Regions from separate parts of the Homo sapiens genome. Here regions 2 and 3 are each linked to region 1. A link is a contact called in ENCODE Hi-C or POLR2A ChIA-PET data. All regions are on one chromosome and are shown on one strand. Each heading gives the region's core, a stretch centred on a gene start or an enhancer-like site at or near the end of the contact. The rest is flanking DNA. Distances are from core to core; before and after follow the strand shown. Region 1 has its middle 4.8 kb from the start of LINC02732. Region 2 holds the start of ALG9 (ALG9 alpha-1,2-mannosyltransferase). Region 3 holds the start of PIH1D2 (PIH1 domain containing 2).

What was found. A loop is a pair of places that touch in the nucleus more often than their neighbours do. ChIA-PET counts read pairs that join two places held with the same protein, here RNA polymerase II (POLR2A). Pooled maps may share reads with other maps.
Region 2: a pooled map shows a loop between it and region 1 (3-fold over the local background). The contact joins the promoter of ALG9 here to the enhancer-like site in region 1. A Hi-C loop is called at or near these places in 4 of 50 pooled maps. POLR2A ChIA-PET finds 5 or more read pairs at or near these places in 2 of 52 experiments (CD8-positive, alpha-beta memory T cell and GM12878).
Region 3: a loop to region 1 is called in a pooled map, with 2.3 times the contacts of the local background. The contact joins the promoter of PIH1D2 here to the enhancer-like site in region 1. A Hi-C loop is called at or near these places in 1 of 37 single-sample maps with no recorded cell type and 1 of 50 pooled maps. POLR2A ChIA-PET finds 5 or more read pairs at or near these places in 1 of 52 experiments (activated T-cell).

The regions. Positions count from the first base shown.
Region 1 is chr11:110,348,546-110,352,072 of GRCh38, reverse strand. No RefSeq gene overlaps it. Among named protein-coding and RNA genes, the nearest start is that of LINC02732, 4.8 kb to the left of the region's middle. RefSeq lists enhancers at 1,977-2,506, 3,107-3,156. Within about 2 kb of position 2,277, at least 3 of the 41 ENCODE cell types and tissues checked have a DNase peak (open chromatin) inside an H3K27ac peak, as active enhancers do; they include GM12878, where a contact is called at or near this core.
Region 2 is chr11:111,869,481-111,873,448 of GRCh38, reverse strand. ALG9 (ALG9 alpha-1,2-mannosyltransferase) reads left to right here and starts at 1,868. Exons shown (of 15, transcript NM_024740.2): 1 at 1,868-2,097; 2 at 3,079-3,217. The coding sequence starts at 1,967. RefSeq lists a silencer at 1,923-2,232.
Region 3 is chr11:112,071,657-112,075,358 of GRCh38, reverse strand. It overlaps PIH1D2 (PIH1 domain containing 2), which reads left to right and starts at 1,342. Exons shown (of 6, transcript NM_138789.4): 1 at 1,342-1,379; 2 at 2,154-2,361; 3 at 3,601-3,702. The coding sequence starts at 2,185. NKAPD1 (NKAP domain containing 1) reads right to left here and starts at 1,060. Exons shown (of 6, transcript NM_018195.4): 1 at 443-1,060. RefSeq lists enhancers at 568-617, 678-797, 1,208-1,257.

The DNA.
Region 1 (3,527 bases), core at 1,028-3,527:
CCCAACCACCCTGAGAAGGAGATCAGACAAAATCTGTCATTAGAGTGATCATTCCAAATCTCAGATTATAACATGGTAGTCTCTGATTCCAGTGCCAACAACAAAATGTCAGTGTGGTTATTCAATGTTTTGTGACTTGGCTGGGTAAAGGCACAAAGGATCTTTGGCAATAGGTGGCTGGTGGGAAGAAAAATGGAGTCCTACTCTTTGGGATCATCCACTACTGGAATGGAAGGTGGGCTAGGAGGAACTGACCAAGCTACAAAGGCTGACCGTGGAGATGGTTATTTGGTGAATCAAGGGTAGGAGAGCTTAACAGTCCCAGCTGCCAATCTAGAAGTTTTTAGTACTGCCATGATGCCAGAGGGTGACGGTAATAAGTTAGGATGGCAGCAAATTACACTCTTCAATTTTTTACCCTAGAAAGCATGCATATAGCCAGGTGCAGTGGCACGCACCTGTAGTCCCAGCTACTTGGGAGGCTGAGGCAGGAGGATTGCTTGAGCCCAGGAGTTTGAGACTAGCCTGGGCAACACAGCAAGACTCACATCTCAAAAAAAAAAAAAGCATGCATATTAATCCTTGTTGCTGACTCCATTCATTCCTTCAATAGTTAAGCACAAACTCTATGCAAGGATTTGTATTAGGCACTGGGTACACAACAGAAAAGGAAAGCCAGCACAGTGACCTCCTTGGTAAGTTTTGTCAAATAACTTGGCATGTGCCATTCTTCTTTATTGTGTTGTCAGTGTTAGAATGGGTTTTGGACCAGCGAATGGGGCTTCTAGCCAGTGCATTTATACAAACAGTTCTCAGATGTGCCACAAATATGTGGCCAACATAACATTACAGCCCCCATTCCTGCTTAGGAATAATGACAGTTTTTTAGTAAATGACATCCTTTAAAGGCAAATTACACATATTGGTGGTTTCTGGATGTTTTAAGGTTTCCACGTAGTTTTTTCAACTGACAATCCCTGTATAGGGATCTTGGAGAGTTAATCATCACACCACAGTTTTCAGCAATACACTCATATGTTTATACTGACAGTCAAGACATGTTGGTGGCCCAAAATGAAATGATTACATTTTGTAGAACCTCCTTCCCATAGGAGGAGTGGTAACGAAAATGTCTCTGGAGAAGAAACTAGTTCATATCACTCAGAATTAATGTCCATCCAGAAAGAACACATACAAATAAAAAGATATGTCATATTCTTGGCTTGGAAGACACACATTGTAAATATGTCAGTTTTCTCTGAAACTGATCTATAAATTTTTTACAGCTCAATAACAATTCCAAAATTCTAATGGAATTCTTTTGGAACTTGGCAAAAAATATTAAAATTTGTCTGGAAAATAAAAATATGCCCGAATAGCCAAGAAAATTCTAACACAGAAGAATATTAGGGAGAGCTTTGCCAGTTATTTAAACTGCAGTATTTATTGCTGATATACTGCTGCAGGAATGGACAGATGATCAATAAAACCAAATAGTGAGAACAGAAGCAGATCCAAATACAAATGAGATTGGATTATATAATAAAGTGGGGAAAAGAAACACATTATTCAGACAACAGGCTAGTCATTTGGAAAATGAATAAAGTTGGTCCCTACCTTGAACTTCCAGATGGAATAAAGATTTAAATTTGTAAGAAATTATAAAGTACTACAAAGTTAGGCCAGGTGTGGTAGCTCATGCCTGTAATCCTAGCACTTTGGAAGGCTGAGGAGGGCAGGTCACTTGAGGCCAGGAGTTCGAGACCAGCCTGACAAACATGGTGAAACCCTGTCTCTACTAAAAATACAAAAAATTAGCCAGGCGAGGTGGTTGGTGCCTATAATCCCAGCTACTCGGGAGGCTGAGACAGGAGAATTGCTTGAACCCAGGAGGCGGAGGTTGCGTGAGCCAAGATTGTGCCTCTGAACTCCAGCCTGCATGACAGAGCCAGACCCTGTCTCAAAACAAAGAAACAAAAAAGTAATACAAACTTTCAGATGAATTTTTAAATATAATTTTTAAGTGAAGGAGGACTTGAGGCCTGACACTTGGCTGTTCAGGCATCAGATTCCCTACCTTTGAGGGAGGAATTCCCCACTGTGAGTGATTGTGGCGTGACAGAGCGCACTGTCTCCTGGAGCTGGAGGAGACCCATTCTACCCCAGCCCACACATACGGCCTTGTGGAAACTCCCTGTGGCTTGCTGATTAAAGAAGAAAATGTTCAAGACTAGTTTCCAGATGACTCTTCCCTGGTCTAAGGACACTAGCACAATTAGGACTATTGTTGCAACTTTCACCCGCTTAGGGGCGGCCTTGAAAGACAATTGAGAAGGAAAATCTTCCCAGGGGCAGAACTCTAAGCAGTACATCTCATGATCCACCTTCCTGGAAGGAGAAATGACCTTAGGATTTAGAATCCAAAGGGACAAAAAAAAAATGTTTCAGTCAAGGGACATATTAAAGAGCTCACTGAATAGGAAAGTGAAACTCTTACTTTGCCACTTTTTGGCAAACAGAAAAGAACGTCTGGGTATAGACTGGGTGATTAATTCTGAGTATAAAAGAAAAAGAGTTATTTCAGCATAATAGGAGAAGAGAGGTGACCCCAGATACATTTCCTCAGTCTCCCCAGCCAGGATGCTAGTAACAAGACATAGGCAGGACTGCTGAGGACTCAGATTCCTTGGAAATGAAAGTTTGGGTCACTCCAAGAAGTAAAGAACTCTACTAGCTTAACACCAAGTTGAGAGCAAAGAATCATTTTTGTCATTTCAAAGACAGCACAAATGCATTTTGGCTTATGAAACCCAGGAAGCAGACTGACTAATTTTGACTTGTCACTATCGCCCCATTTTAAGCACAAGGCCTGTTCACATTTCAGAGAATATATGTCTTCTTGTTCACTGATAACTCTGCAGAGGAAGTCTATAACATCTGCTGTTTTTTTATCCTGTTCTCTCTTCAGCCTCCTTCATCTCTGCCTCCTAGGCCTTGGAATGAACTCTCCAACTCTTTCTCTTTCGTAGTCCCTCAATTCACCAGGTGTTTCCCACCTCTGTGCACTTGCGCCATGAGCTCTTCCTCCACCCTCTCCCTCCATGGCTGCTTACTGACTGCCAATTGAGATTCACCCTGACAGTCCCCTCTGAAGCCTCACCAGTGTAGGCCCAACAGAACTGACCACTTCCCCCTTACTTCTGTCAGAGTACCTATAATACTTTATTGGCATTATAGGTTTGCATGTTTGTCCCTGCTTAGCAGACTTCTTACTTATTTACCTATTTACTTTTGAAACAAGGCCTTGCTCTGTCACCCAGGCTGGAGTGTTGTAGCATGATCATTGCTCACTGAAGCCTCAAACTTCTGGGCACAAGGGATTCTCCTGCCTCAGCCTGCTTGGCAGCTGGTACTGTCAGAGGCATTTGAACCATAGCAACTCCATCTAGAATAGGAGCTAGGTAAAATGAGGCTGAGACCTACTGGGCTGCATTCCCAGACAGTTAAGGCATTCTAAGTCATAGAAT
Region 2 (3,968 bases), core at 619-3,118, 1.5 Mb before region 1:
TTGCTGAGCTCTCCACATTGACTATTTTGCTAACTGATGGCAGGTAATGTGATTTATCCCTTTCTTCTATCCTCAGTAGTGCTTGGTACATGTATAAGGTAGCGTTTGAAAGCTGGATCTTAAAACAAGGGCAGGAATGTGAAGGGAGAATTGTTAGGCAAGTAGGGTGTGCATTTTGGGCAGAGGACATCCATAAACAGAGATATAGATAAGGGAGCATTTGGGGGCACTTTCTAGGCTAGTTAGCTGGGATGTAAAGTGTGCATAGGAAAGTAGTGGGAGATAAGATTGGAACGGTAAGTTGGGGCTGGAGTTCATGAATACCAAATGCTAGAATAAGGAGTTTGTACTTTATTTGGTAGGCAATAGGAAAACATCCGGTGGTTTTTTATTAAGGAAGTGCCCCAGAGTAGTGCTTTGGAAAATTAACTGGTTAATGTTGCACAGGATGAATTTGAGATGAGTGATCCCTGTGGAGATGCTATTGTGTTAGTCCTACGTAGACAGGGAGGGACCTGCATTAGACTTAAATGAAAAGGAGGAGATGGGTATATGAGATACAGTTAGGCTGGGTGTAGTGGCTCACGCCTATAATCCCAGCATTCTGGGAGGCTGAGGTAAGTGGATCACTTGAGGCCAGGAGTTCCAGACCAGCCTGGCCAACATGACGAAACCTAATCTCTACTAAAAATACAAAAATTAGCCAGTGTGGTGGCAATAGTCCCTGCTACTAGGGAGGCTGAGGCAAGACAATCTCTTGAACCTAGGGGGCAGAGGTTGCAGTAAGCTGAGATTGTGCCACTGCACTCTAGCCTGGGTGAGCAAGGAAGACTCTTGTCTCAAAAAAAAAAAAAAAAAAAGAAGAAAAAGAAAAGAAAAAAAGAGTTAAGCTGGATATTTGAACTTGGTAACTAATGACTGCATGTGAGAATTGAGCAATATGATCAATCTCCATTTTCAATACTTGGGAATTTTTAGTAGGAAATCACAACCTTCTGAGACCTTGTCAAGAGATTAGCATTCCCTCTATAAACTTGTCCCAGTTACTGGCATGGAGCTCGACAGGGTAGGATATAGCTCTGTGATTAGAGGAGTGGATAGAGTGTCAGGATTAGATGAATGACCCCCAAGATATGGGGGTCACAGGTATGATATCATCAATGTGCCAGTATAAAAATGATTGTAGGAAATGAAGACCTTTCACCAGATCTGGTGGGAAGAGAGAGCATGGGCTTTCCGGTAAGATAGTCCTGGGCTGGAACATAGCTCCACCATTTACTAGCTCCAAGTTTATTTAGTTTCCTGGTAAATAAAACAAGGTTGTTGTATTAAGTTTAAAAAGGATAAAATATGTAAAATGCCTACCACAATGCCGTAGTAGCGATGACAGTGATGGACATCTGGTTCAATTTGCCGCACAGAATTTCATCAGTCTACACTCTGCCATTACCGGTTTGTCTCTCTGAAGCAGTTTTTAGCTACAGGCTGCCTCTGTCACTCTTACCAAAATACAGAGAAGGCAAGGTGTTAAAAATGACATTTTAAGGACCTTTTAGTAGATAGCTGTGCTGTGATATTTAACTGAATACTTCACATCTCACTATGTAGATTTCTTTAATCACTTTCTATTTGTTTTTTCATTTAAATAGGGGAGCTGAGAGGTGGTTTTTTTTTTTTTTGAGAATGGAGAATGCTGAAAAGTGACGGAAAAGAGGGTTGGAGGGAGGTAGGAATGGCTAGAGTTAGAAGCAGGTGGATGGGACAGCCCTGATGAAGAAACTCCTCAGGTTCTATTTCTTCGCTACTCGGGGATCTGCCCCAATTGGCCCAGTAACGCTATAATTTAGTATTTTCTGCGCATGTCAAGGTCTTTTGTCCCTCGGCGGACACCGTTTGCCAGCCAAAGCTATGTCTGCGCGCTCACCGACTTCATAGGGTGCCGAATTCTTTTTTCCCCAGGCTTGCCATGGCTAGTCGAGGGGCTCGGCAGCGCCTGAAGGGCAGCGGGGCCAGCAGTGGGGATACGGCCCCGGCTGCGGACAAGCTGCGGGAGCTGCTGGGCAGCCGAGAGGCGGGCGGCGCGGAGCACCGGACCGAGTACGTGTGCGGCGCGGCAGGGGCGTGGCCGGCCGGCGGGGCGGTTCGGGGCTGCCCCCGGGAGGGTCTTAGCTGTGGCGCGCGGGGCTCAGTCCGGCCTGGCCTCACCGCGGGAGGCCCGAGCTCCCTCTTCAGCTAGGTCCTATTGGTCTTCCTGGGCGGGTCAGCATTCAGTCTTCGCCCACCTTAGATCCCTCCACTGCGCTGTAAAACTGCCTTGGAGTGCGGATCTGTGATGCTCCTGGGCCAGGCCTAGAGTGGGCACAGCCTCTGTGGGAGATGTAGACAGGATCAAAGAGTATACCTTTTACGGCTGTTCCTCACAGCTCCTTTTATTCTCCCTCAAGTCCCGACCCTTTACTGGGCCCATCCAACCCGCCATCACCTCTTCCCAAACCCTGGAGGCTGCAGGTTAGAACTGCATTAAGGGAGCTGTCAACATATGGAATTGGAGTAGGCTATGTACCTTGCACCTAGGCTTCTATCTGAACATAAGGGGGAATGAATAAAGCCATCAAAAGCAATGACCTTGTTAAGAAAAGAAAGAAAAGGAGAATGACAGCTTTGTGGCCTTCAAGTGAGTGATTAGTTGGCTTGGGATAAATGGAGTGACATAAATGCATTGAGCTAAAGTGTATGAGTTAATTTATGCCTTAAAAGCAGGAAGTGGAAGGAGTGATTGAGTGATTAAAGTCAATTCTTCAGAAGGCTGAGGCAGGAGGATTACTTGAGCCTAGGAGTTTAAGTCCAGCCTGGGCAACATAGCAAGACCCTATCTCATAAAAATTTTTTCTTAAAAATCTGAATTTTTATTAATTTTACTGAGAAAAAACAACTAGCTATTCACCTTTTTAGGTGAATAACTTAAGTGCTTTGATGTCCCTTGCCCTTTTTGTCCTTTCTATCTAGATTTAGGTCTTCTGATTAGCAGGTCCTTCCTGACATGCTTTTTTTTTTTTTTTTTTTTTTGCTTTTGAACAGGTTATCTGGGAACAAAGCAGGACAAGTCTGGGCACCTGAAGGATCTACTGCTTTCAAGTGTCTGCTTTCAGCAAGGTTATGTGCTGCTCTCCTGAGCAACATCTCTGACTGTGATGAAACATTCAACTACTGGGAGCCAGTAGGTGATTTCTTTAGTTTTCTCTTTTTGTTCTTGATTTTGCAGCATAGGTGTTATTACCAATCGAGAGACAAATAATATACAAGTGTGACTCCTAGTAAAATAACTGTATTTTCTTAAAAAAAAAAACAAAAAAACAGGCCTATAATCCCAGCACTTTGGGAGGCTGAGGCCGGTGAATTGCCTGAGGTCAGAAATTCGAGACCAGCCTGACCAACATGGTGAAACCCCGACTCTACTAAAAATACAAAAATTAGCCGGGCATGGTGGTGGGCGCCTGTAGTCCCAGCTACTCGGGAGGCTGAGGCAGGAGAAATGCTTGATCATGGGAGGCAGAGTTTACAGTGAGCCGAGATCACACCATTGCACTCCAGCCTGGGCAACAGAGCGAGACTCTGTCTCAAAAAACAGAGATGGGGGCTCATTATGTCACCGAGGCTGGTATTTAACTCCTAGGCTCAAGCGATCCTCTCACCTCGCCTTCCAAAGTGTTGGGATTACAGGCGTGAGCCACTGGGCCTGGCCAGTAACATGTTTTCACTTTTGTATTCTAAGCGGATGATTTACCTGCTATTGAAGGCTGTAGGGAATTTAGCTGGTTTACACAAAGGTGTAATTTGTAATTTTCTTTTTTTTTTTAAATGAAAATAATACCTGGAGATAGTTTTTAAAGTTAACAACTACTAAAATACCTAAAGGAAAAACAGTAGCTTTCTATTCCACTTCTCGTGTCCAAATCCTACTTTCCAGA
Region 3 (3,702 bases), core at 93-2,592, 1.7 Mb before region 1:
TTCTTTGAAAATGCACAAGACTACATAAAATTAAGTGCTTTCATGAGCACCATTTTATTTAATCCTCATAACTACTTTTTATATGAGGCAAGTATCTCCATCCCTATTTTGTAGATGAAGTTCCCTTAAAGCTGTAACGTCCCAAGCCACATAGTCCCAGGCAAATGATGTATGTCACTGTCTAAATTAAAAATCAAACCTCCAATCCCAATATAGTTTGCACTGAAGCAAATACGTAGATTTGAGAGTGTCAGGAACCACGGGTGTCAACAGTAACAGAAACTGATTACTCAAAACATCAAATGCAAAGATGTCCTAAATTTCTCCATTTGGGGGCATTTTATTTCCTACTTGCTACGGAAGCTTCCAAAAACTAGATGACAAGAATATTTTCGTGTGTAGCTAGCAGGAGCTTTGTGCAACCACCCCAACGCTCACTCACCCCTTGATCCTGAGGAAATCAGGCATCTTGCTAGTGAGACGAAGAACCACTCCATTACAAGATCTCCTCCGACCCAGGAAGCCAAGGAGTCAGGGCTCAAAGGCAGCTCTGCAGCTTCACCCGAGTCCTTCGTGAAAACGCAGCCTTCCCACTGGTTACTCTGCCCTCACCTGTGGCCCAGGCCACTGCCGCGTTTCCCCCAGCCCAGACCGACAGGCAGATCTCTCTCCCGGACTGAGGCCGGAGGCTGAGCCGGGGCGGAATTCGGACAGCCCGGTTGACCTGGGCATTCCCCGCTCACGCTCCTCTAGGACGAACCCCGGGGGTAAGTTTCACTCCCCAGAAAGGCTGGGAACGCTTTGGATGGCTACGGCCTTCGGTTGGGCCCCAGAAAGTATCTAGGGAGCCTGAAGCGGGGGTTGAGGTTTCCAAGTGGAAGACAGAGGAAATATCCCCATCTTTGTCACCGGGATCCCTGTTCCCCAGCGGCCTCGGAGCTCCCGGTAACCTTCCCTCCAAACGCCCTCCCCACACAAATACACACAAACACACCCATACCGTGCGCCGCAGCCTCGCGTGGCGGGGGGTAGGGGGGAAGAAGTGGTTTGGGAGAAAAAGGAGGAGACTTCCTTTTCAGGCCGGAAGTCGTGCTCCTGAGAAATCGTCCCACCAACAGGCAGCCCAGAGACTCCCACAAGGGAGGGTTTTCAGGACACTCCAGAGGTTGACGGGTGCAGAAGGAAGGCGGGCGCTTTCCTGGAAGAGAAGTGGGTCAGGCCCAACTGAAAAGCAAGCCTGGCACCAGAAGGGGGACATTCCGGAACTAGATATGAAGAGACTTTTCTCCCTGAAGTTCCCCGGACCCAATTAGATGTTGTACCCAGGCTGGTTACCCTGGTAACAGGCGTCGCGGTTTGTCAAGGAACTGAGAGAAGAGGTGGGTTTGCCAACCTATAGAATGATTACCCGTTAGAACTGAGAGAAGAGGTGGGTTTGCAGACCTATGGAATGATTATCCGTTAGTTAAGTTTCCCGTTTAGCATAACCCTTACACAGTAATTGAAGAATCTAAACCTCTTTTCCTCATTCTAAAGATGCTGTGGGACACCTCTCCAATGGGAGAAGAGGCTAAGGAGATTTATCTGAAGACGTAGAGAAGTGTCCCAGCCTCTCTATTAGCTTACTTAATCTCGCAATAATCCTATGGTAGAGGTATTATCGTCTTCATTTTGAACAGAACATTAATTGCTCAAGGTCACAGAGCTAGTGAGAGATAGAACTAAGACCGGAATCTAGGCATTCTGGCTCACAAGTCCATGCTTTGAAATACTAAACTATACTGAGGATTAAGGAAGTCTTATGTGGCCCTCACCCCACACCACACCTCTGGCAATTTCAGAACTGGGGAGCCACCAGTCAGGTGTTGGAACAAGAAGATCAGGAAACCCAGACTTAAAATGATTACTCTGACTTGTCAGGGTCCAAATAGAAGTAAGGCCTTATCTGAGAGGACAATGTGAGAATTTAGGAAGAGGTACTAGATAATTAAAGAATAAGGAAAACATAAAGTGGTGCTGATCCACAACCTTTTAGACACAAATGCTGTCCTAACTTCACCAAAACAATTCCTGACCCATTCCACCTCCCCAAAGCAGAAATGAATCAATAATTACACAGACAGTTTTCTTCCTGAAGTCGTGTTTTTCCACAGGCTTAAGAAAATTATTCACCACTCATAAGTCATGGAGACATCCTCAAAAGGTCTGCTTACCCAAGTTACTCAGTTTTGGAACCTCCTAGATGATCTAGCTCAGAGTGACCCTGAGGGCTATGAGAAGTTTATTCAGCAGCAGCTGAAAGAAGGGAAACAGCTCTGTGCTGCCCCAGAACCACAGCTTTGTCTACAGACCAGGATTCTGGTATGTCGAGTTGGTGCCAGGGATGGGGAGGTCTTGAATGAAATGATCCCAGAATAACCAGAGAATACTTTACACTTAGGTATTGCTAATTTTTTTTGTTTTTTTTTTGTTTTGTTTTGTTTTGTTTTGTTTTTTGAGACAGAGTCTTACTTTGTCACCAGGCTGGAGTGCAATGGTGTGGTCTTGGCTCGCTGCAACCTCTGCCTCCCGGGTTTAAGCGATTCTCCTGCCTCAGCCTCCCAAGTAGCTGGGATTACAGGTGTGTACTACCATGCCCGGCTAATTTTTGTATTATTAGTAGAGGCGGGGTTTCACCATGTTGGCCAGGCTGGTCTTGAACTCCTGACTTCAGGTGATCCACCTGACTCAGCCTCCCAAAGTGCTGGGATTACAGGCATGAGCCACTGCGCCTGGCAGACTTTTTTTTTTTTTTTTTTTTTTTTTTTTTGAGATAGGGTCTTGCTGGCTCTGTCGCTCAAGCTGGAGTGCAGTGGCACAATCACAGCTCACAATCACAGCTCATTGCAGCCCAAGCGATCCTCCCACCTCAGCCTCCCAAGTAGCTGGGATCACAGGTGGGCATCACCACACCCGGCTAATTTTTAAATGATTTTTGTAGAGACAGGGTCTCCCTATGTTTCACAGGCTAATCTCGAACTCCTAGGCCTCAAGCAACCCTCCTACCTCAGCCTCTCAAAGTACTAGGGTAACATACGTGAGCCACCACCCCAGTCTGGATTCCTAATTAAAAGCCAGCAGCCTTGGGGAAATCAAATAACAACAGTATAATCAAACGCAGTTTTAATACATGAAATGACTTACTTGGAGCCTAAAATTCTTTCATTCCTGTGGTGAGTGGCTTTTAGGATATTATTTTTTAAATGTTTTTGTTTTTGTTTTTTTTGAGATGGAGTTTCACTCTCGTCACCCGGGCAGGAGTGCAATGGCACAATCTTGGCTCACTGCAACCTCCGCCTCCTGGGTTCAAGCGATTCTCCTGCCTCAGCCTCCCGAGTAGCTGGGATTACAGGTATCCACCACCACACCTGGCTAATTTTTGTATTTTTAGTAGAAACGGAGTTTCACCATGTTGGCCAGGCTGGTCTCAAATTCCTGACCTCAGGTGATCCGGCCGCCTTGGACCCCCAAAGTGCTCGGATTACAGGCGGGAGCCACCATGCCTGGCCTTAAATGGTTTTAAACTAGGTTTTGAGATGTGCAAAATTATTTGCTTTCCAGAAACCAAAAGAAAAAATACTTTTTATCAACCTGTGTCAGTGGACAAGGATCCCAGCTCCCCAATCAACCACTCATCCAGTACCTCTAACTGTTGGCAAACCA